Linked DNA regions of Homo sapiens: all the other regions are linked to region 1. A link is an interaction called in ENCODE POLR2A ChIA-PET data of the cell type or tissue named here. Cell type or tissue: MCF 10A. All regions are shown on one strand.

The links. Peaks named below come from ENCODE experiments on the same cell type or tissue, not always from the same donor. Only the 100,000 strongest peaks of a DNase experiment are listed, where the experiment ranks them.
Region 2: POLR2A ChIA-PET joins it to region 1 with 11 read pairs; 4 of 35 experiments call an interaction of 5 or more read pairs at or near these places.
Region 3: POLR2A ChIA-PET joins it to region 1 with 24 read pairs; 4 of 35 experiments call an interaction of 5 or more read pairs at or near these places.

What each region holds. Positions count from the first base shown.
Region 1 is chr11:112,192,796-112,200,795 of GRCh38, forward strand. It overlaps BCO2 (beta-carotene oxygenase 2), which reads left to right. Exons shown (of 12, transcript NM_031938.7): 3 at 679-902; 4 at 1,084-1,199; 5 at 1,858-1,960; 6 at 6,904-7,032; 7 at 7,818-7,978. Among named protein-coding and RNA genes, the nearest start is that of BCO2, 21 kb to the left of the region's middle. In MCF 10A, no CTCF peak of the experiment used is centred here; DNase peaks (open chromatin) are centred at 2,566 and 3,306.
Region 2 is chr11:112,125,386-112,133,385 of GRCh38, forward strand. No RefSeq gene overlaps it. Among named protein-coding and RNA genes, the nearest start is that of IL18, 35 kb to the right of the region's middle. In MCF 10A, no CTCF peak of the experiment used is centred here; DNase peaks (open chromatin) are centred at 3,206 and 6,486.
Region 3 is chr11:112,116,281-112,124,280 of GRCh38, forward strand. No RefSeq gene overlaps it. Among named protein-coding and RNA genes, the nearest start is that of SDHD, 33 kb to the left of the region's middle. In MCF 10A, no CTCF peak of the experiment used is centred here; DNase peaks (open chromatin) are centred at 3,711 and 4,191.

The DNA.
Region 1 (8,000 bases):
GGCCTGGAGCTCATTCTGATTTGTTAAACATCAGCCATCCCATATCCTCTCATGCTATTATCTTAGCTGTGGAGTAAAGATTAGAATTTTCTTAGGATTCACCACAATAGGGGTTTTCTAAAATGTGAGGTTTTTTTTTTTTTTTTTTGACAGGGGTAAGGGTCAGGAGAATGTAAATTATTCTTTTTTTTTTTTTTTTTGAGATAGAGTCTCCCTCTGTCGCCCAGGCTGAAGTGCAGTGGCGCGATCTCGGCTCACTGCAATCTCCGCCTCCCAGGTTCACGCCATTCTCCTGCCTTAGCCTCCCAAGTAGCTGGGACTACAGGCGCATGCCACCATGCCCAGTTAATTTTTTGTATTTTTTAGTAGAGATGGGATTTCACCACGTTAGCCAGGACGGTCTTGATCTCCTGACCTCGTGATCCACCCACCTCGGCCTCCCAAAGTGCTGGGATTACAGGCGTGAGCCACCGCGCCCAGCCTATTCTTTCCTTTTATACCTAGGATATACCCAAAATGCTCTCCTCCCACAATTTCAAGTTCTCTGACTAATCAGGTTGTGCTGGGAACCTGTCCCATTTCCTTATCTTTATATTTGAAATGAAGATCTATCACTCTGTCCCTCATTTTTATCTCATGTTTTCTTACTGATATTTATTTATTTTCTCCTGTTTGAAGGTACAATCATTGGTTTGATGGGATGGCGCTGCTTCACCAGTTCAGAATGGCAAAGGGCACAGTGACATACAGGAGCAAGTTTCTACAGAGTGATACATATAAGGCCAACAGTGCTAAAAACCGAATTGTGATCTCAGAATTTGGCACACTGGCTCTCCCGGATCCATGCAAGAATGTTTTTGAACGTTTCATGTCCAGGTTTGAGCTGCCTGGTAAAGCTGCAGGTGATAGTGATGATTATTTAAACTATTACGATATATAACCATCTATACAAACATAAATCTTGAAAATAGATTTTTTTGTGTATGTGAGAGGATGTTGAAACTGCTTTCTCCCTTTGAGTGTGTGCTTAGCGTCGTCTACAGTAAGCTGTGGTACTTAAATAACTCTAGGGTTTGGTTTCAGCCATGACTGACAATACTAATGTCAACTATGTGCGGTACAAGGGTGATTACTACCTCTGCACTGAGACCAACTTTATGAATAAAGTGGACATTGAAACTCTGGAAAAAACAGAAAAGGTAAAGTACAGGTAAAAAAAAATGAATAAAATAGATCCTAACATTTCTTTCCATTTGAAATACTTTTTAGAGTAGTATATATCAAGAAGAAATTGAAGCCTTAACTACACAAAAAGAAAGTTATTCATGATGCAGGTCACCTTTACTCTCTGGCCTGATGGCCTCTGGGTTGGTTTTCCTTAAATATAATTCTAAACTCCTTCCTTAGTCCTAATATCTGAAGGCTAGGGTAAAGGAGAAATAGAAGAGTACTGATCTACTTTGGCTAGTTGGGGTGTTCTTCCTAGCTATGGTTAGTATTGGACTGGAGGTTGTCTATACCTGTATTTCCTTCACATAACATGTTAATTAAAAAGAAAATTTTAGACTAGATTTTTAATTTTAATTCTTATGCTTCTTTTGAATTTTCCTGTGATATTAGGCAAATTTATTCAGGGTGGTTTTGTTGTTAGTAGTGGTGATGTGTTTTTGTTTGTTGTTTTAATCTTGATTTCTTTTTTTTAGTGGGAAAAATAATTTTTATTTCTCAGAGGCAAGAAATTAGGGCTTACATTGCAGTTTTCTTATCATATTTTTAAAAACATTAGATATTTCTACTATTTATGCATGTGAATAGAGATCTGCCCATTAAAAATCTCCAGTGGTCTCAAATTTGCAGGTAGATTGGAGCAAATTTATTGCTGTGAATGGAGCAACTGCACATCCTCATTATGACCTGGATGGAACAGCATACAATATGGGGAACTCCTTTGGGCCATATGGTAAAGTTGCAATAAAGGTCTTTTTAGAAATAATTGAGACCAGGCACGGTGTGTATATAAAGATGAATACTACAGGTTTGTTTTTTACTGGCACAAGTAGAGAGAGGGTGCTCTGGACACCTCTACACCCAGCTCTCTCTCCTCTTTATTACTTGATCTCAGATAAGGAGGATTCTTCAATGCTGTTATAGGAAACAGCAAACATCCTTCTAAGTAAAATATTTCAGCAAAATGGATCCATGAACCCAGCAGTTTTTGGTCTATCTATCTTATCTTGATCATTAAAAAAATCAATTTTATAATAAATTAACTCTGTTAACCAAGTAGATAACTTTGTAACTCATTCATAATATGACAAATACTATTTCACCATTCTAAACTACATTTTTTTTTTTTTTTGAGATGGAGTCTTGCTCTGTTGCCAGGCAGGAGTGCAGTGGCGCAATCTCGCTCATTGCAACCTCTGCCTCCCAGGTTCAAGCGATTCTCCTGCCTCAGCCACTGGAGTAGCTGGGACTGCAGGTGTCCTCTGCCATGCCTGGCTAATTTTTGTGTTTTTAGTAGAGACGAGGTTTCACCATGTTGGCCGGGATGGTCTTGGTCTCCTGACCTCGTGATCTGCCCGCCTGGGCCTCCCAAAGTGCTGGGATTACAGGCGTGAGTCACTGTGCCTGGCCAATTACACTTTTTTTTATTTTTTATTTTTTTTTACAAAGGCTCGCTCTTGCCCAGGCTGGAATGCCGTGGCACGATCTCAGCTCACTGCAACCTCCACCTCCCAGATTCAAGTGATTCTCCTGCCTCAGTCTCCTGAGTAGCTGGGATTACAGGTGCTTGCCACCATGCCCGGCTAATTTTTGTATTTTTAGTAGAGACGGGTTTTCAGCCACGTTGGTCAGGCTGGTCTTGAACTCCTGACCTCAAGTGATCCGTCTGCCTCGGTCTCCCAAAGTGCTGGGATTTCAGGCGCGAGCCACTGCGCCTGGTCTGAATTACATATTCTAAAATTAAAGTAACTAGATCTGTGATTTTCAACCTTTAATTGCCTAACAATAATCTGGAATGTAGATAGAATCATCTGGATTTCATTCATCTTCAGGGATTCCGGTTTAGTAGAACTGAAAAGGGGCCAAGAATTTGCATTTTAACATGGTCTCTGGGTGATCTTGGTGCAAGTGGTCCCTGGATCTCACCGATTAACCCAGCCACCCATCATGAGAGCCTGTGCTTGTTACTTTGCCTCAGTTTGCTCCTTATACAAACTCCTGGAGAGTCTTGCAAAGTTCAGCTGACAGTATTGGGCAGGTCCAATCTTTCTGGACATTCCTCTGCTGGGTGTTTCCTGGGTGTCTGTTTGTCTTACCTAATGTCTTCAAGACTTGCAGTTAGAACAGCTCATTAACTAATGTGTTTAAATTCCGTGAATTGAGTAATCCAGTTGCTGAGACAGGAAATTCATCTCTTTATCTTCTCCTAATCCCAACGAACACTGAATCTACTTTTTTTTTTTTCTTCACTTGATTATTTGGTTCAGTGAGAAGTTTATGAACTGGAACTTAATGTGCAGGCAACTGCAGGGAGCTTGACTACTTGATAGACATTTGGGGGAAACTTAGTGATTCTCATTGTAATACAGTAAAATGCTTGCTAGTAATTGCTACCTTTAGGAAGTAAAAAGCTTTGGTTTTAGCTTTTCTAGATATTTTTAAAAGGCTTTTTAAAATTTGTAAAAATCCTGTAAACATTAATCAATCCAGTTGGTTTTTAATACTTATTTAAAATATGTTCTTCAGACTAATATTAGAGACAATAATAGAGTACTCTTGGACTATAGAGCTTGTCTAATATTTCTTTCATCACTGTACAAAGCATGATGTTTTGTATGTAGTGGGTTCTCAAAACATATCTATATCCCCAACCTAGACCTCCCAAGTATTTTATATCCAATTGCTTACTCAGCATTCTTCCTAGGATGTCTAATAGGCATTACAAAATTAACTTGTCAAAAACCAGACTCCTGATATTTTCCTCTAAACTACCACCACCACCTCCTCCTTTCCTCCTCCTCCTCCTCCTTCTCTCTCTTCCTTGTTCTCCTTCCTTTCCTCCTCCTCCTCCTTCTCTCTCTTCCTTGTTCTCCTTCCTTTCCTTCCTTTCCTTCCTTCCCTTCCCTTCCCTTCCCTTCCCTTCCCTTCCCTTCCCTTCCCTTCTTTCCCTCCCTCCCTCATTGCTCTTTCTTCTTCCTTCTTCTTCTTTTGCTTTCTTCGATTAGAGATGGGGTCTTGCTATGTCGCTCAGGCTGGACTTGAACTCCTGGGCTCAAGACATCCTCCCAGGCAGCTGGACTATAGGCATGCACCATTGTGCCTGGCTTATTTCTTTCTCTCCTTAAGATGAGTCTTCCCCATCTCAGGAGATACTAACTCCATCTTTCCAGTTGCTAAGGACAATAACTGTGGAATCATCCTTTACATTTATCTCTTACATCAGTTGATCAAAAAGTAATTTCAGGGTCAGGTGCAGTGGCTTATGCTTATAATTCCAGCACTTTGGGAGGCCAAGGCGGGTGTATTGCTTGAGCTCACGAGTTGAGACCAGCCTGGACAATATAGCAAGACCTCATCTCTACAAAAAATACAAAAATTAGCCAGACATAGTGGCATGTGCCTGTGGTCCCAGCTACTCAGGAGGATGAGGTGGGAGGATCACTTGAGACCAGAAGGTTGAGGCTGCAGTGAGTCGTGACTGCACCACTGCACTCCAGCCTGAGTGACAGAGTAAGACCCTGTCTCAAAAAAAAAAAAAAAGAAGTAATTTCAGCAATGCCTTCAAAATATATCAAAAATCCAACCACTTCACACCACCTCCATGGCCACCACTCTACTTTGAGTCACTATCCCTTCTCACTTGAATGACTGCAATAGCCCCTCAACTAGTTGCCCTGATTCTGCCCTTGCCCCACTTCAGTTTCTTTTCAGCTCTGTAACACCAGAGTTACCAGAGTTATCCTTTTAACCCACACCCACTTCTCTGAGCTTACCTCCTAGACTCTCCTTCTCGCTTGTCATGATAGGGCCACACTGGCCTCCTAGCTGATACTTAAACACTCCAATCGTGCTCCTGGCTGAGAACTTTTGCATTTGCTCTTCCCTCCACCTGGAATGCATTTCTCCCAGATATCCTCAAGGCTTTCTTCCTCACCTCCTTTAGGTCTTTACTCAGACATGACCCACTTAGTGAAGCTTTTCCAGACCAGCATATTTAAAGTTGCAAACAGTAGCCCCTACTCCTCATATGATCACTCCTGATCCTTATTCCTTGGCTTATTTTCCATTATAGTTCTCATTGTCATCTGATACATTGTATTTTTACTTATTATATGATTTAAAAGAAAAACAACAAGGCAAAATAAGAGATTTTGTCTGAGCACAGTGGCTCACACCTGTAATCACAGCACTTTGGGAAGATGAGGTGGGAGGATTGCTTGAGACCAGGAGTTCGAGGCTGCAATGAGCTATGATCACACCACTGTACTCCAGACTGGGTGATAGTGCAAGGCCCTGTCTCTAAAAAAAATGAAGAAGAAGCCAGTGGAGGAAGGGGGGAGATTTTTGTCTATTTTGCATATTTCTGTATACAAGTGCCTAGAATATAGTACTAAGAACACTCAGAATGGTGTCTGGAATATAGTAGGTGCTCAAAAAGTAGTAGTTGCAGAATAAATAAATAAAGAACTGTACTGGAAAGCAGATAAACAAGCAGAAAATTGTATACAATGAGATATGTGCTATGACTATGAGGATGTAATGAGGACATACAATAGGGGCACCAAGTGCCTTTGGGGTGGGGAGGAGTCAGGGAAGACTACTTGAGGAGTGGATATCTGCGTTGATTCTTGAAGAGCCAGTAAGCAATAGCCAGATGAATGATTGCATGAAAGAATGTTGATGAGAAAGGATGAAATGGAACCCAGAGTGACCCTAGCTAGGGGTCCAGAGGGCTGGAGGGAAGGAGTTGGACATGAGTGCAAATGGAGACTGTAGTTGTTGGAATAGGGGAAGGGAGTAAAGGAACAGAATTTGAGGATATTCCTGGCTGCTATCTTTTTTTTTTTTTTGAGTTTAAGAACTTCAACTCTATGACCTGTCTATTCACCATACATATGAGACAGGTCCATTATAATCCTTACCTCATTATATAATAGCTCTTTTTTATTATTATACTTAAAGTTCTGGGGTACATGTGCAGAACGTGCAGGTTTGTTACATAGGTATACACATGCCATGGTGGTTTGCTGCATCCATCAACCTGTCATCTACATTAGGTATTTCTCTTAATGCTATCCCTCCCCTAGCTCCCCACCCCCTGAAAGGCCCTGGTGTGTGACGTTCTCCTCCCAGTGTCCATGTGTTCTCATTGTTCAACTCCCACTTATGAGTGAGAACATGCGGTGTTTGGTTTTCTGTCCTTGTGTTAGTTTGCTGAGAATGATGGTTTCCAGCGTCATCCATGTCCCTGCAAAGGACATGAACTCATCCTTTTTTATGGCTGCATAGTATTCCATAGTGTATATGTGGCAGATTTTCTTTGTCCAGTCTATCATTGATGGGCATTTGAGTTGGTTGCAAGTCTTTGCTATTGTGAACAGTGCTTGGCTGCTATCTTAATGTTTCCTACGAATTAGAGATGAAGTTAGCATTATAGTACAATGAATCATTGGTTGATCACTTTGGATGTCTGTTTCAAAACGTTAGCTAATTATTTTCATAGAGCTAACATTTTTAAGATCCAGATCTTTGTTTGAAATAACCCTTCAGGAAATAAGAGTGTCACACATATTGCATAAATCTCTTAATTGCTTTTGGCAAGTCCACAAGTGCAAGGGTTGTCTTTTAATCTAGAATATATGTAAAACAGGTAAGATAGGACTTTTCATTTTTCAGGTTTCTCCTATAAGGTTATTCGGGTTCCTCCAGAGAAGGTGGACCTTGGGGAGACAATCCATGGAGTCCAGGTGATATGTTCTATTGCTTCTACAGAGAAAGGGAAACCTTCTTACTACCATAGCTTTGGTGAGTCCAGAGATAAGGCAAATTTCAGTGGGCTCTGCCTTGATGTTGCTGTAGCAGAAGGACTAGTCTGGCAAATGTTATGTTAATAGTTTATCACGCTATGGTGATAATGAGACCAAGGTTGCATTTTGATGCCAGGTAAGGTTATTCTGTTTAGTCACATACTCCTGACCCTAGCCAGCTGACTGCTTGAAAAGATATACTGTAGTTGCTTTAGTATAAGCAATTACTAAAAAATTAATTGATATAATTTAAAATTTTAGGCAACCTTAAAGCCCACAAATAGTAATCATACATGAAAATGTTGTCTTGACTATATTTTTTGGGGAAATTCATATTCTATATAGGTTGATTCAGCTTTTACTCAGAATATTTATTTTCTGTACTTTAAATCATTATAGCCAAACTGCTTCTAGATTCTTACCCCCAGTATAAGCAGGAAAAGGATTAAAGGATACATGTAAAGATCATAAAGGACACTTTAATACTATACTTTTTTACTTTGTTCCTAAACCAAATAATTTAAAAAGAAAAGAAAAGGAAAAAAAGATAAAAAGCAAGCTGAGAACATGCAACCCAAGCTATTCTAAGCAGTTCCCTTTTTTATAAAGGAACAGGAAATACGTATAGTAAAGCTGGGAGACAGTAAACATGTATTTCTGGCTGGCATTTGTTTAGGGCATCAGTAACGTGTCCAGGCATTCAGACAAGTCCCCATAACTGGCACATTTCAGACAACTCTAGTTTGCCAAATAACATTTTTATTGTTTGCTGGAACCTTTTAGGAATGACAAGGAACTATATAATTTTCATTGAACAACCTCTAAAGATGAACCTGTGGAAAATTGCCACTTCTAAAATTCGGGGAAAGGCCTTTTCAGATGGGATAAGCTGGGAACCCCAGTGTAATACGCGGTTTCATGTGGTGGAAAAACGCACTGGACAGGTGGAGTATTTTGAGTATATTT
Region 2 (8,000 bases), 67 kb before region 1:
TTGTTTTTAACATTTAAAAAATACATATATTTTTCTCTGTCTTATAGATACTCAAGTTCCTTAAAAGCAGGTATTACGTCTGGGTCATTTTTGTATGCCCAGCACCTGGCACAATGCCAATGCCTGGCACACAGTAGGTGCTTAATAATACCAACCAAATGACCAACTCTCTGACTTTAAATTTCTATTTTTCTTTTGAGACAGGGTTTCACTCTGTTTCCCAGCCTGGAGTGCAGTGGCGCGATCATAGCTGACTGCAGCCTTGATCTCCCAGGTTCAAGTAATCCTCCCGCCTCAGCCTCCTGAGTAGCTAAAGGCAGGCGCCACCATGCCCAGCTAATTTTTTTAATTTAAATTTTTAGTGGAGATGAGATCTTGCTATGTTGCCCAGGTGATCTCCAACTCCTAAACTCAAGGGATCCTCCCTTGGCCTTCCAAAGTGCTGGGATTACAGGCGTGAGTCACTGCACCTGGCCTCTGATTCTAAAAGTCTTGAGGGCAGGGATCCTGCTTGCTGTCTCCTTGGCATGCCAATGGATACTGGCTTTATGCTTCTGCTAAGGTCTCAATTAGTCTCCTTATTTTGAAATTATCTTTCTTGTCTCCTTGGGGCCCACAGATACCCAATAGTATAGTGGTTTATTGGAAAATTATATGTCGTGGTGGAAAGACTAAGGGGCTGGGAGCTCTGGCACTACCAGAGACTAGCTGGGTGATCTTCGGGCAAAGCATTTCACTTCCTGAACCTCTGTTTATTTTTTCCTCTGCACCTCAGTATACCCTTCTGTATAACAAGGATAATAGCCTCTTTTTTTTTTAATTGGAGCATTGTGATTATAAACAAGACCTATTCTGTATGTTGAATTCTATAGAAGCCATGAAAGGACTTAGAAAACTATGAGCTGCAATTTAATTTTTGATCTCAACTAATTTTTAAAGCAGCAAGCATGTGTGTGGGTTGTGTATGTTATGAATATGCATCCAATAGATTTATCTTTTAGTTGCTTTAGAGACTGAAGGTGCATTTCCTTCGTACTCATTGTTTTAAATGTGAGATTTGATACTACCAGGCCTGTCTGGACACTTTTTTTTTTTTTTTCGAGACAGTTTTATTCTGCCTCCCAGGCTGGAGTGCAGTGGTGTGATCTCAGCTCACTGTAACCTCCACCTCCCAGGTTCAAGTGATTCTCGTGCCTCAACCTCCCGAGTAGCTGGGACTACAGGCATGCGCCACCAAGCCCAGCTAATTTTTGTATTTTTAGTAGAGATGGGGTTTCACCATGTTGGCCAGGCTGGTCTCGAACTCCTGACCTCGAATTCTGCCTGCCTCGGCCTCCCAAAGTGCTGGGATTAGAGGTGTGAGCTGCCGTGCCCAACGGAGACCTTCTTAAAGATGTCTGTCCCTATGTGATTCTGAATATGGAAAACTCCATTGCCAATGAGGGTCATGGTTTTGTAGAGAAAGCAGATGGTAAATGGACTCTACTCTTCAGGAATTCAGCTTGCTTGGCAAGTAAGGTTGGATAGGCCAGGTGATGTCAGACCTAAACCAGGAGTCATCCTGCATTCCTCCCTACCCTTACCCTCACATCCAATCTATTGGCGATTCCTGCTGACTCTCCAAAAAGTATCGGAATCAGAGAGCTCTCTCCTCGTGCACTGCTACATCTGGTCCGGTGTTGTTATCCCTCATCTAGGCTAGCACACTGCCTCCTAACTGGTCTCTCTGCTTCCACCTTTGCCCAACTCAAATCCATTCTCTTCCCAGTGGCCAGAATAATCTTTCAGAAACATAAATCAGATTGCATAATTCCCCCAACTTAAAGCCCTGTGTTGGCATTTAGATAAAATCCATACCCCATTCTTGAGTCCACAAAGACTCTGACCAAACCACAACTGCCTCTCCCACCTCATTTATGGCCACTCTCCCTTCTGCCAAATCTCCCCTGGCCACAGGAGCCATTTTCTCTGCTTCCTACACTCCAAGCTTGCTCCAGCCTCAGGACCTTTGCACCAGCTATTCTCTGTGCCGAGAATGCTCATCCTCATAATCTTGGCATGGGAGATCTTGTCTTGGCTTTCACATCTTAGTTTAACCATCACCTCTTCATAGAGGTTCTTTTTTGTTTTTGTTTTGTTTTGTTTTTGTTTTTGAGATGGAGTCTCACTCTGTCACCCAGGTTGGAGTGCAGTGGTGCGAACTCGGCTCACTGCAATGTCTGCTTCCTGGGTTCAAGCAATTCTTCTGCCTCAGCCTCCTGAGTAGTTGGGATTACAGGTGCCTGCCACTACGCCTGGCTAATTTTTGTATTTTTAGTAGAGACAGGTTTCACTGTGTTGGCCAGGCGGGTCTCGAACTCCTGACCACGTGATCCACCCGCCTCGGCCTCCCAAAGTGCTGGGATTACAGGCATAAGCCACCACGCGCAGCCTTCACTGAGGTTCTTAATTTTTCAGATAGCATTTTGTGTTATCTGATTTTTGGATCTTTAAAACATTCTGTCTACATGTCATTTTCCCCCTACTAGAATGTAAGTTCCTTGGGAACAGGGATCTTTCTCTGTTATTTTCTGAATACTTAGTGCCTTGAAAAGAGCTTGGCTTATAGTAGGTGCTCAATAAATATTTGTCAGATGCATGAAAGGCATTTTAATACTTCTTGTTAAATTGGGGTCGGGTGTGATGGCTCATGCCTATAATCCCAGTGCTTTGGGAGGCCAAGGTGGGTGGATCACTTTGAGCTCAGGAGTTTGAGACCAGCCTGGCAAACATGGCAAAACCCCATCTCTACTAAAAATACAAAAAATTAGAGGGGTTTGGTGGCATGTGCCTGTAGTCCCAGCTACCCCAGAGGCTGAGGCAGGAGAATCGCTTGAACCCCAGAGGTGGAGGTTGCAGTGAGCCCAGACTGTACCACTGCACTCTAACCTGGGCCACACCACGAGACACTCGGTCTAAAAAAAAAAAAAGAAAAAAAAATTAGTTTGTCTTCTTCTACCTAAGGGTGAAAATAACATGTGAGCTTCAAGATTCAATGCATGGCTTCCAACCCTGATGGGCTAGCTGGAGAGTGGTGGAGTGAGAAGACAAGGTGGCAGACCCAAGGTGGATTGTCAGATGGCAGAGATGGGAAGACACCAGGAAACCAGGCTCATATTTTCATGGAACCACTGGCTGCTGAAGCCTGTGACTTTGGCAGGCAGCCCAGGGTGAATCACTACTTAGATGAATGAGGAGATTCTGCTTTGTCCCTGACACTTCAAATTGTTATTCCTTCCTTAAGCAATTTATGGGCACTCCCATAGACTCTCTAGCCTTTGGAGCCTTTGCATTAGGAGCTTGATTTATGGATATCTGTATAGTTACAGGAAATAATGTCGTATAAAAGGCATTTAATATGGAGGGGCTTTATGACCCCTTGCTTGGGTGTAACCATCCCTGTCAGGGTGCCAGGAGAGAAGGGTGGAGCCTTTTTGGATGCTGGGAAGTGAGGGTGTGAGGTGTTATCCAGGTGGGAAAGGCATGCTGAGAGGGAGGGCCCCTGTGTGGTTCTGAACACTGTGCTCCATCCACACAGCCCTCCTCGGGGGCTGGGTGCAGCAGCTGTTGGAGTTCTTTCTTCACAGTAAATATTTAACCACGTAAGATGCCCAGGCTACCAGCCACTGCTAAGTGACAGGCAAAATCCTAAGCCACAGATGTTGCCCTCTGGCTCTCAGCTCAGAGAGCTGAGGCTGTTGACTGGAGTCCTCAGAACTTCAGAGAGCTTGGAAGTTTGTGCATTTCATCAACTGACTTGCTTTGTCTGCCAGAAAGCATTAAGCCTCAGAATTTATACCTTCCCTTCTTCATTCATTTGTGTATATTCATACATTGAGCACCTGCTCTGGTCCGGGTTCTGCGCTTAGGTGATTGGGATACATCAGTGAATAAAACAGACAAAGGTCTCTGCCTCTGGGACCCAACGTTCTACCAAGGAAGAGGGACAATAAACAATGAGCATACTATATATATTAATTATATGTAAACATTATATATTATAAGGTGATGGGCCTATAGATGAAAAATAATGTGGTGTAAAGGGAACTAGAATGTGTGGAGGTGGGACGGGGCAGGTTATGGTATTAAATAGCCAGGGTAAGCTTCACTGAACAAGTGAGATTTCATCAGCATCCTGAAGGAGATGAGGAATTTGTCAAATGGACCTCTGAGGGGAGAGAATTACAGGCAGAGAAAATAACTAGGCCCCAAGCTGGAAGTACGCTTAGAGTGTCAGAGCAACAGCAAGACCGGTGTGGCTGAAGCAGGCTGAATGAAGACTAGAGAAGTAGGAGACAAAATTGGAGTGGGAACTGGGAACTGGGGACCAGGCAGTCAATGGGGACCAGAGGTTGCTGGGCCTTGTAAGCCGTTATGAGGATGTTGGCACTTACTCCAATGGAAAGAGGAACTTTTGCAGAACTTTGAGCGGAGATGTCTCATGATTTGACTTCTGTTTTTAAAAGGACCACTGCAGCTGCTCTATTAAGAACAGATTGTAGGGAAGCCAAGGCAGGGCCCAAGGACTTGGGAGGAGGGTATAGGGGTGAGGTTGCTGCAGTAACTGATCACATGGCTCAGATGAGGCTGATAGTGGCAAGGACGCTGAGACGCAATTGAACAATCAGTATATTTTAAAGGTAGAGCTAACCTGATTTCCTGATGGATTAGATGTGGGGTTGAGAGAAAAAGAGGACTCAAAAATTACTTAAGAAGTTTTTGGCTTGAACAACTAGAAGGATAGAGTCTCCATCAACTGAGATGGGAATAGCTATGAGCGGAGCAGGGTTTGTGGGGGGAACTCAACAATAAGAAGGACTAAACTATAAATACATACAACGATTTGAATGAATCACAAAAGCATTTTGTTGAATGGAAAAAGGCAGTCCAAAAATGTTTCATAGTGTTTGATTCCATTTGTAAAACATTCTGGAATAGGGAAAACTATATGGATGATAAACAAACCAGCTTTTGCCAGGGGTTAGCATTGAGGGGTGGGTTTGGCTACAAAGGGGCAGGATGAGGGGATTTGGGTGATTAACTGGCCTGTATCTTAATTATGTTAGTAGGAACATGAATCTATATCTGTTAAAATTCATGTACTGTACACAAAAGCAAAGTTTATAGTATGTCAATTTAAAAATTAACAAATATTTAAAAATTGAGGCTGGGTGTGATGGCTCATGCCTGTAATTCTAGCACTTTGGGAGGCCGAGGCTGGTGGATTGCTTGAGCTCAGGAGTTTGAGACTAGCCAGGACAACATGGTGGAACCCTGTCTCTACAAAAAACACAAAAATTAGCCAGGTATGGTGGCGCACACCTGTGGTCCCAGCTACTTGGGAGGCTGAGGTGGGAAGATCACTTGAGCCTGGGAGGTTGAGGCTGCAGTGAGCCGAGACTGTGCCACTGCATTGCAGCCTGGGTGACAAAGGGTCTCACTCTGTCACAGACAAGACAAGAAAAATTAAAAATATTATGTTGCTGTTTCAGGAAAGTCATATTTTTCTGTGCACGATAATATTTGTAGTATTTGTCAGCTTTTAAAAATTATAATTTGATTTATTTTGTTATTCTACATACACTTTTTTTTTTTTTGTAAGACAGAGTCTTGCTCTTGTTGCCTAGGCTGGAGTGCAATGGCGCGATTTTGGCACACTGCAACCTCTGCCTCCTGGGCTCAAGTAATTCTCCTGCCTCAGCCTCCCAAGTAGCTGGGATTACAGGCACCTACCACCACGCCCAGCTAATTTTTGTATTTTTAGTACAGATGGGGTTTCACCATGTTGGCCAGGCAGGTCTTGAACTCCTGACCTCAGGTGATCCACCCGCCTCTGCCTCCCAAAGTACTGGGATTACAGGCGTAAGCCACTGTGCCCGGCCATTCTACATACACATTTTTACACCTGATTTTTTGTTCATATTACTGTACTGTTTTTCTTAAAATACAACAGCTGATAGCCACCTCTCTGCTGGATAGGCCTGCAGTCCCACAAACCCCAGATCTTCCCCTGGAACAGACATCAGATGGGGGACCCTGTGCAGTCAGAGGTTTTTCCTGGGCCCTCATTTCTGTTTGCTGGGAAAGCCTGGCCAACGTGGTGAAAACCCATCTCTACTAAAAATACAAAAAATTAGCTGGGCATGGTGGCACGTGCCTGTAATCCCAGCTACGCAGGAGGCTGAGGCAGGAGAATTGCTTGAACCTGGGAGGCAGTGGTTGCAGGAAGCCAAGGTCATGCCACTGCGTTCCAGCCTGGGTGACAGAGCAAGACTTTTTTTTTTTTTTTTAATCTAATTCAAATGGAATAAACAGATTTTATTGGCTCGGTAATAAAAGCTCAGAGGTGGGAGTGCTGTGATTAGACTCAGTTCATTGTTGTTCTCACATGGGTGTTGGCTTTAACCTCAGGCTGGCTTCCCTCCTAACAGCAAGGTGGCTGAGTCAGCTCCAGCCTCACACCTGCCTGTTCAGAAAGAGAATGTGTCTTCTCCCAACCACGCAGAAATACTTTTCAGTTTGGACCAACCTCAGTCACATGCTCAGCCCTAAAAGAACCACTGTAATGAGGACATGCTATCAAGGCAAGAAGGAGGGGTTAAGCCTGAGTCAAGCAGGAGCCACCAGTGGAACTGGTAGTGATGCAGGTGAACCCCAAATTGGGGCTCAGCCTGGGAAGGTTCTTGTGTGCAGGAAAGAATTCAAGAGCCAGCCAACAGATTAAAATGAAAGCAAAGCAAATTTCTTAGAGCAACAGAGTACAGGAAAATGGCAGCTCCATAGACAGAGCAGGGCTATTCCACAGGCAGAGTAGCACTTGTGGATTGCTGGCTAGCTATATTTGTGTGTGTGTGTGTGTGTGTGTGTGTGTGTGTGTGTGTGTATGTTTTGAGGTAGAGTCTTGCTCTGTCACCCAGGCTGGAGTGCAGTGGCACAATCTTGGCTCACTGCAGCCTCCACCGCCCAGGTTCAAGTGATCCTCCTGCCTCAGCCTCCCAAGTACTAAGATTACAGGCACCCACCACCACACCTGGCTAATTTTTGTATTTTTTGTGGAGATGTGGTTTCACCATATTGGCCAGACTGGTCTCGAACTCCTGATCTCAGGTGATCCACCTGCCTCGGCCTCCCAAAGTGCTGGGATTACAGGTGTGAGCCACCGCACCTGGCCTGCTAGCTAGCTATATTATTTATAGCTACTCCTTAATTATATGCTAAATAAGAGGTGGGTTATTCACATATTTTTTAGAAAAGGTGTGAGGATTCCTGGGATAGAGGGTTTCTCCCCTTCTAAAGCATATAAGGTAACTTCTGGGCATTGCCATAGTGTTTGTAAACTGTCATGGCATTGGTGGGAGTGTCTTTTCATATGCTAATACATTATAATTAGCATATAATGAGCAGTGAGGGTAATTAGAGGTCACTTTTGTCACCATCTTGGTTTTAGCTGGGTTCTTTACCACATCCTGTTCTGACCAGACTGTTTTGTTCAGCGGGGTCATGACTGGTGCCTGGGAAGCAAGTCCTGCTGATCTCCTGCCTCAGAAGGGAGGGGTGGTGGTGGATGCCAATCCCACCCCAATCACCTGCCTGTCATTATCACGGAGGTGGTGAAATGGATCCTGGGTCAGCAGCTGTGGAAATGGAGACAGCTATGCTCCTAAAAGGGCTTTGTGGACAATAGTGAGGCTCTGCTCAGTAGCCAGACATCTCAGCAGATTCAGAGATTGTCAGTATTGACCAAGGATCAGATCCCTACTCACCCTGTCCCTGGCACCTTGGTACTATTTACCCTGTGGAACTTACATACAACTATGTAGAAAGAGGGGCACCCAGCGATTACTCAGATTGAGTTTCCACTACCCTCAGCATAATGAGAACTTGGAGAAGAAATTAAAATATAGAAAATAAAGTTGCATTTCTTACACATCAGTTTGTGGACTTTGACTCATACCTGCTAT
Region 3 (8,000 bases), 77 kb before region 1:
GTGAAACCCTGTCTCTACTAAAAATACAAAAACTATCAAGGCGTGATGGTGCACATCTGCAGTCCTAGCTACTCATAAGGCTGAGGCAGGAGAAACACTTGAACCCAGGAGGTGGAGGTTGCAGTGAGCCGAGATTTGTGCCACTGCAATCCAGCCTAACCAATAGAGTGAGACTCTGTCTCAAAACAAAAAAAGGAAAAAAAGCCTAAGATAAAGCAAGAATGTTTCCTGTCCTCCCTCATTTCTGTTTAACAGAGATACTAACCATAGAATCATTGGATTCTTAAAAAAATGAGGAACAAATATAGGGAAAAAATAACAATACAGCAGGATTTTTGGATGACATGATCATAATTAGACCATGCAAGTAAAAAAAAAACACCTAAAAATCTATAAGGGAAATAAGGGGGGAGTGGAGAAATAGAAGAAATGAGATAAGCAAAATGTCGATAATTGTTGAAGCTGGATGATGAGTATTTGTGCAAGTTTTAAACTTTTTATAATAAAAGTTGTTTTTCCAATCTTATTGTGTTAAAATATAAATAACATAAAATTTACCATCTTAGCCATTTTCAAGTGTACAATGCAATGGTATTAAATACATTCATAATGCCATATGACCATTACCACCATCCAGCTCCAGGACTCTTTTCACCTTGCAAAACTGAAATGCTGTACCCATTAAACTCCCCATTTCCTCCTCCTTCTGGTCTCTGGCAACCACCATTCTACTTTATGTTTTTATCCATTTGACTATTCCAAGCCTTATATAAGTGGGATCATACAGTATTTGTCTTTTTTAGACTGGCTTCTTTCACTTAGCATAATATCCCAAGGTTCATCACATTGTAGTGTATGTCAGAACTGCCATCTGTATTAGTCCATTTTCACACTGCTGATAAAGACATACCCGAGACTGGACAATTTACAAAAGAAAGAGGCTTATTGGACTTATAGCTCCACATAGCTGGGGAGGCCTCATAATCACAGTGGAAGGCAAGGAGGGGCAAGTCACATCTCACATGGATGGCAGCAGGCAAAAAGAGCTTGTGCAGGGCAACTCTCATTTTTTAAAGCGTCAGATCTCATGAGACCCATTCACTATCATGAGAACAGCAGGGGAAAGACCTGCCCCCATAATTCAATCGTCTGCCGCTGGGCCCTTCCCACAACGCACAGGAATTGTGGGAGCTACAAGATGAGATTTGGGTGGGGACACAGAGCCAAACCATCTCACTATCTGTTTTTTTTGTTTTTGTTTTTGTTTTTTTGAGACGGAGTCTTTCTGTTGCCAGGCTGGAGTGCAGTGGCGCAATCTTGGTTCACTGCAACCTCTGCCTCCTGGGTTCAAGTGATTCTCCTGCCTCAGCCTCCTGAGTAGCTGGGATTACAGGCACAAGCCACCACACCCAGCTAATTTTTGTATTTTTAGTAGAGACGGGGTTTCACCATGTTGGCCAGGATGGTCTCAATCTGTTGACCTCAGGTGATCCACCCACCTCGGCCTCCCAAAGTGCTGGGATTACAGGCGTGAGCCACCACACCCGACCTTTATATATATATACATTTTTTTTTTAATCAACACAAATATTTTAAAATACCATACACTTAAAAGGAAGTTCAATTCATATCTTAGACGTCAGGAATAAAGGAGTGGCACTTTCTGTTGTCCACCAGTTTTCCTGTTTCTAATCTGAATATTCTTTCCTAAAAAGATGGATGTGGGCCAGGTGTGGTGGCTCATGCCTGTAATCCTAGCACTTTGGGATGCCAAGATGGGCAGATCACTTGAGGTCAGGAGTTTGAAGCCAGCCTGGCCACCATGGTGAAACCTTATTTCTACTAAAAGTACAAAAAAAATTAGCCAGGTGTGGTGGTGGGCACCTGTAATCCCAGTTACTTGGGAAGCTGAAGTAGGAGAACTGCTTGAACCTGGGAGGCGGAGGTTGCAGTGAGCTGAGATCACACCAGTGCACTCCAGCCTGGGCAACAGAGAGAGACTCCATCTCAAAAAAAAAAAAAAAAAGAAAGATGGATGTGACAGATGGTTGACATAGTATTAAAGGTGCCTCCTGAGCCATGACTCAGCTATGTTGGTGGCCCTGCTAAATTTGTGGCCAGGGCACCTCCTCCCTTTCCCCCAAACTGGTTTCATCTCCCTCGAAGCTGGTTTCTCTCCCTCAAAGCTACTACTGCAGAATTAGGGGCTTATTTGGTATGGGTTTATTACTTCCTGTGACTTAGAATCTTGGAGAATTCAATACTTTTTAATTTAGCTTCTTTGTTTTATCTAATAAGTTTAGTAGATTAAAATATTCTTCTGGCCAGGTCAGGGTCTAACCACTATAGGGTATCTTCAACTCAATGTACATTTTAACCGAAACACACTCAGCATCTCACCTAAACACGATCAATATGGGCCTCTATTGTATCTTTTTCCAAGGTAATATGATCCTGACAATATTCTCTGGAAAAATTTCACTCATAGACTAACCCATATTTTTGTTTTTCCTCATTCCCACCCTCAAAGGTAATATGAATGCAAATAAAATTTAAAAGAACCTCCCATGGAGAGGAGACATTGCCATTTTCCATGAGGTACAGAAGCCCACGTTTCTGAGTTGGTGGACACAGTGGCACAAGTAGGAAGTTTTAGTTTTGAGGGTTCCTTTCTTCTCCCTCTTCACGTCAATGTACTTTGGTTGTCTAAAATGCGTTGAAAGCCTTATTTTCTGTACTTTATGTCTCTCACAATGTCATCTAAAAACATTAATTGGCATTACAACATTAATCTTGCTTTTACATAATTTTAAAAAAATTAATTATTTTTTTTTCTTTTGAGACAGGGTCTTGCTCTGTTGCCCAGGCTGGAATGCAGTGGCACAATCACAGCTCACTGCAGCCTCGACCTCCGGGGCTCAAGCCATCCTCCCACCTCAGCTTCCCAAGTAACGAGACTACAGGTGTACACCACCATGCCCGTCTAATTTTTTTTTTTTTTTTTTTTGTAGAGATGGGCTTTCACCATGCTGTGTCGGCCATTACCCAACTCCTGGGCTTAAGTGATCCACCTGCCTCAGCCTCCCAAAGTGCTGGGATTACAAGCCTGAGCCACCGCGCCCAGCTGTTAATCGTGACTTAATACATGTGCATCTTCCCCTGTTTCCTGTGTTTGCTTTCATAAGTCCACTGCTCCTGCTGTGAAGATGGGTACATTCATCTGTCATAGCTTAATGACACCACCTTAAAATTTGCAGATGGGTTCATATACATCTTATTATTCACTCACTCATATATTAAAAAATATTTAAGTATCTACTATGTACCAGGCACTGTGCTGGGTCCTGGGGATACAGAGATGAAAAAGATACCAGGAGGCTGGGCGTGGTGGCTCACGCCTGTAATCCCAGTACTTTGGGAGGCCAAGGTGAGTGGATCACTTGAGGTCAGGAGTTCGCGACCAGCCTGGCCAACAGGCTGATGGTGAAACTCCATCTCTACTAAAAATACAAAAACTAGCCGGGCGTAGTGGTGCATGCCTGTAGTCCCAGCTACTTGGGAGGCTGAGGCAGGAGAATCGCTTGAACCTGGGGGAGTGGAGGTTGCAGTGAGCCAAGATCGTGCTTGGGCGACAGAGCAAGACTCTGTCTCAAAAAAAAAAAAAAAAAAAAAGACACCAGAAGCTCACAGACTTGATGGACAGGCACATAAGCCAATAAAATGTGTTCAAAGCAAACTTCTGATAATGGCTTGGTTTCTAAAGAGACTTTTTTTAAAAAACTGGGAAGTCAGGATATTGACTAATGGACACTGGAATTTTGTTCATTTGACAGTTTTATTGTGTGTGTGTGTGTGTGTGTGTGTGTGCATAAAAAATGAATACATTTATATTTTGGCTTATGTCCTATGTCTTAAGAGCATGGCTAGCACTTAATCTTTAATACGGGTAACTGGACAAATGTAAGGTTGTGACCCTTAAACTTGAACCCCATATGCATTCCCCCCTGGCGATCACACCAAGGCTCAGACAAGCAGGGCAGTCTGGTCTGGTCCGTCGACTGTCCTCTTTCTCCTTCTCAACATATAGAACATCCCATTGGTCACAAATGCTGGATAAATGAAGGATTGCAAAAGCTCAAACTTTTTTCTTTTTTGCTTGCATTGATGTTGTAATTAACACATAGGAGCTGAGCTTTTTCCTGTGCTGACTTGTAATTTTGGCATCGTTCAAACTGGAAACGGGTTCTAATGGTATCAGTGTTATTTCCTGGGCAATAAATATCTAAAATAGAGAAGTGAGTCATAGGCCCAATGAAACTTATGAACCAAGATTAGTCACGCGGATAGTGGAGCTGCTTAACATCAATATAACTTTCTCTTCAGGTCGTTTCCCACAAAATTGGGTGGAAAAACCCACTCCTATTGCTCAGTTGGGCAGTTGCAACGATGAGCTAAATCAATTGTACTCTGGCAGTACTGTAGTAATAGCTGTAGTTTAAAAAATCACGGTAGTTAATCCACTTTGTTTCAAACTCTTCTATATGCTTTAAAAGGTATGAATTGGCAGGGCGCGGTGGCTCACGCTTGTAATCCCAGCACTTTGGGAGGCCGAGGTGGGCGGATCATGAGGTCAGGAGATTGAGACCACGGTGAAACCCCGTCTCTAATAAAAATACAAAAAAAAAAAAAATTAGCCGGGCGTGATGGCATGCGCCTGTAGTCCCAGCTACTAGGGAGGCTGAGGCAGGAGAATGGCATGAACACAGGAGGCGGAGCTTGCAGTGAGCCGAGATCTCGCCACTGCCCTCCAGCCTGGGCGACAGAGCGAGACTCCGTCTCAAAAACCAAAAACCAAACCAAACCAACCCCCCCCCCAAAAAAAACCAGAAAACAAAAAGGTATGAATTATTAGGGATATAATATCCAATTAAGAAGAAAGATGTTAAAAAATGACTCAGAACTATGGCAAAAACTATTCTATTTTGGAGGTGTTTTGAAATTAATTTTAATTTATGGGTGTTTTGGAATGAAGCAGTCCTGTCCTCTCAAAAAGCAAACAAACAAACAAAAGGGCATTGTGATTTTGATTGCTTTAGAATGTCAGTAGGACTAGTTAGTCAAAGTCTATTTCTAAAACATACCTCCTTTTCGTCATTGCAAAGGAGAAGTACACTTTACTTTCAAGGCTGACTTTGGGCATTGAGAACACAGAAAGATGATTTCCTACATTCTTAGCTAATTAATTTTAAGTGTAGCTGGAAGCCTGGTGAGGCAGAACTTAAAGAAGATGCTACTTCTTGACTTTTAAGCAGAGGCAGCAAATCACTTACAGTAAAAATTACTCAAGGAAATCACTCAATTGGCTTTTTTTGCTATGGAATTGTGACTTTTTTCCTATAATGCCCTAGGGAAAGAATATAACTGTACCTCCCTTCCTTCCAATTTCTTCAATGTCCATAGCTTTAAAGAAGAGGTCAAAATTTTGTATAAAGGACTCAAGAACCTCTCGAAAGGACAAGCTCTAAGAGTCCAATCTCTTACCACTCTCAGCGTCAAGGTTAGGGCACCTTCATTGGAAGGAAACTGCACGGTCCAGTTCTAGACTTGGGGGCAGATAAGGCCAGGAGTTCCAGTTTCCTGCCATAAAATTACCACAATGGCTGGAGATGAAACCAGCTTGACGGCCCCTGCACTGGCGAAGGCAGCAGGAGAAGGGCACAGCTTTTGGCATGTGAAATGGCTGGTGCTGGAAGCTGGCCTTACCCAGCTGTCTTGGGGCAGACTTACCTCCTGAGAAAGTAACTATGTCCACAGAGCTGTTGTCTTGAGAACCCCTGACTGAACTAACGGTGAGACATGAGCTTGTTTTTTTTTCAAGGAACTCTTTAGTCTAGACTGTTGCAGCAAGTGGAAAGCCCCTTAGACCTTCTTGGGACATCTGTGACCCTAGCTCCTACAGTGACCCTTCCAGGAACAACCAGTCTGGTGGTGATGGGGTCATCTTTTGGCCTCAAATGCCAAACAAGCTTGAGCCTCTCTTTCCCCGTCTTCTGACACTTAGACTCACAAAGGAGCCTGCAAGCCTAAGGGGGATGAAACTGCATGCCTTTGGAGATGAAACTGGACTTGTGTGTGGGCGCTGAGCATTAAAGGTTGGGAGGTGAGGGTGTGTGCAGTTGGATATTATAATAACCTCAGTAATGATTCACACATGTAAGGCAAAAATAAGAAGCTCAATTCTTCCTGTTAAAAATAAAGGATGCCAGGCATGGTGGCTCACGCCTGTAATCCCAGCACTTTGGGAAGCCGAGGGGGATGGATCACAAAGTCAAGGAGTTCAAGACCAGCCTGGCCAAGATGGTGAAACCCTGTCTCTACTAAAAATACAAAAAAAAAAAAAAAAATTAGCTGGATGTGGTGGCAGGCGCCTGTACTTCCAGCTACTCGGGAGGCTGAGGCAGAGAATTGCTTAAACCTGGGCGGAAGAGGTTGTAGTGAGCCCAGATGGCGCCACTGCACTCCAACCTGGGCGACAAAATGAGACCCCATCTCAAAAAAAATAAAAATAAAAAATAAATAAATAGATAAATAAAATAAAATAAAATAAAATAAGGGATGAGACCTGCCCTGGTCCCTTTTCTTAGAGTATTTACTTTAGAAAACGTGTAAGTTCTCTTCAGAATACATAAAATCCTTGTAAAATTTAAATACGAATTTTGCTAGCTTTACAACCCAGGAATGTCTTTCTCAAGGACCCAGGAGCCATCTCTTCTGAATGTAAACTTCCAGGGAAAATCATTTCCCTGTGTCGCAGTTTTTGTGAGAGTGTAGGAGCCTAGCTTCGGCAGGTGCCTGGCACCCAGTGGCAAAACTCCCTGCTGCCAAGAAGATAGCAGAAGTTTCTTTTTCCTTTGTATTAAACCAAGTGACTAACACAGGTGGTCACCCCTGTTACCAGGTGAATTTAGGATGAACGATGTGTTATGAATGGCGCTGTCAAGTCCTCTTCCTTGGACTGATGATTGTTTATCTTGAGAACACGTGTGTAATGGATTGCGTCTGTCTGGCTGTATGAAAGGGTGAGATTTATTTCTGCCTTTGCAATCTTTTAGTGAATTGCTTGGGATGTGCATCACTTTCTGGTTTAATGCTTATTCAATAATAAGTGTGTTTTCTTTCTCTTCCTTTGTGGAGAGATTTACTGGGTTGAGAGAAAAGTTTATTTTTAAGTATATTTCCCCAATTACACTAATGCCACAACTCAACAATATGTGAAAAAAGGAAAATTTATATTGACTTGAATCCTTCAGAAGACCTGACTTTTAACAAATTTATTTTGTCAGACTTTACAAGAAAATGGCCTTTTTTTCCTTTTGTCTCTTCCTCTCCCCCTCATTTTATCCAATTTTCCTATATTGCCTGTCTCTCTTTTATCCTATTAAAAGACCACTCTTAAAATAAGATAAAGTCACGATTCTCAAACAGATGTAAAAATGAACACGTTAAAGATTTTATTCTATTCACTTAATCTATGAGAGAATCAGGAAGCTGTTGCAACCAGTTCAGAAGATAATCTGAAGAACAGACACATTTATAGAGAAGAAATATTGAAATAAATGGGATGGAGGCAAAACTGGTTTTCAGAAGGAAGGAGGGAAGTCAATGGCTCTTCCACTACACAGGAGAGAACTGCATGTCTATAGACAAGAATTATTTTGGATTGTTATCAGTTCTATACAACTTAAAGAATAGTAAAATAGCTTCAGCAGAATTGGAGTCAGATAATTAGAGGGGCCTCCTCAAGACCATGCATAATATAATTTTCCACTAAAGCATAAAAGTTCTCCTACAATCTTCTTTCTTTCTTTTTAGAGACAGAGTCTTACTCTGTTGCCCGGGCTGGAGTGTGGGGGCACGATCATAGCTCATTGCAGCCTCGAACTCCTGGGCTCAGGTGATCCTCCTGCCTTAGTCTCTTGAGAAGCTGGGATGACAGGTGT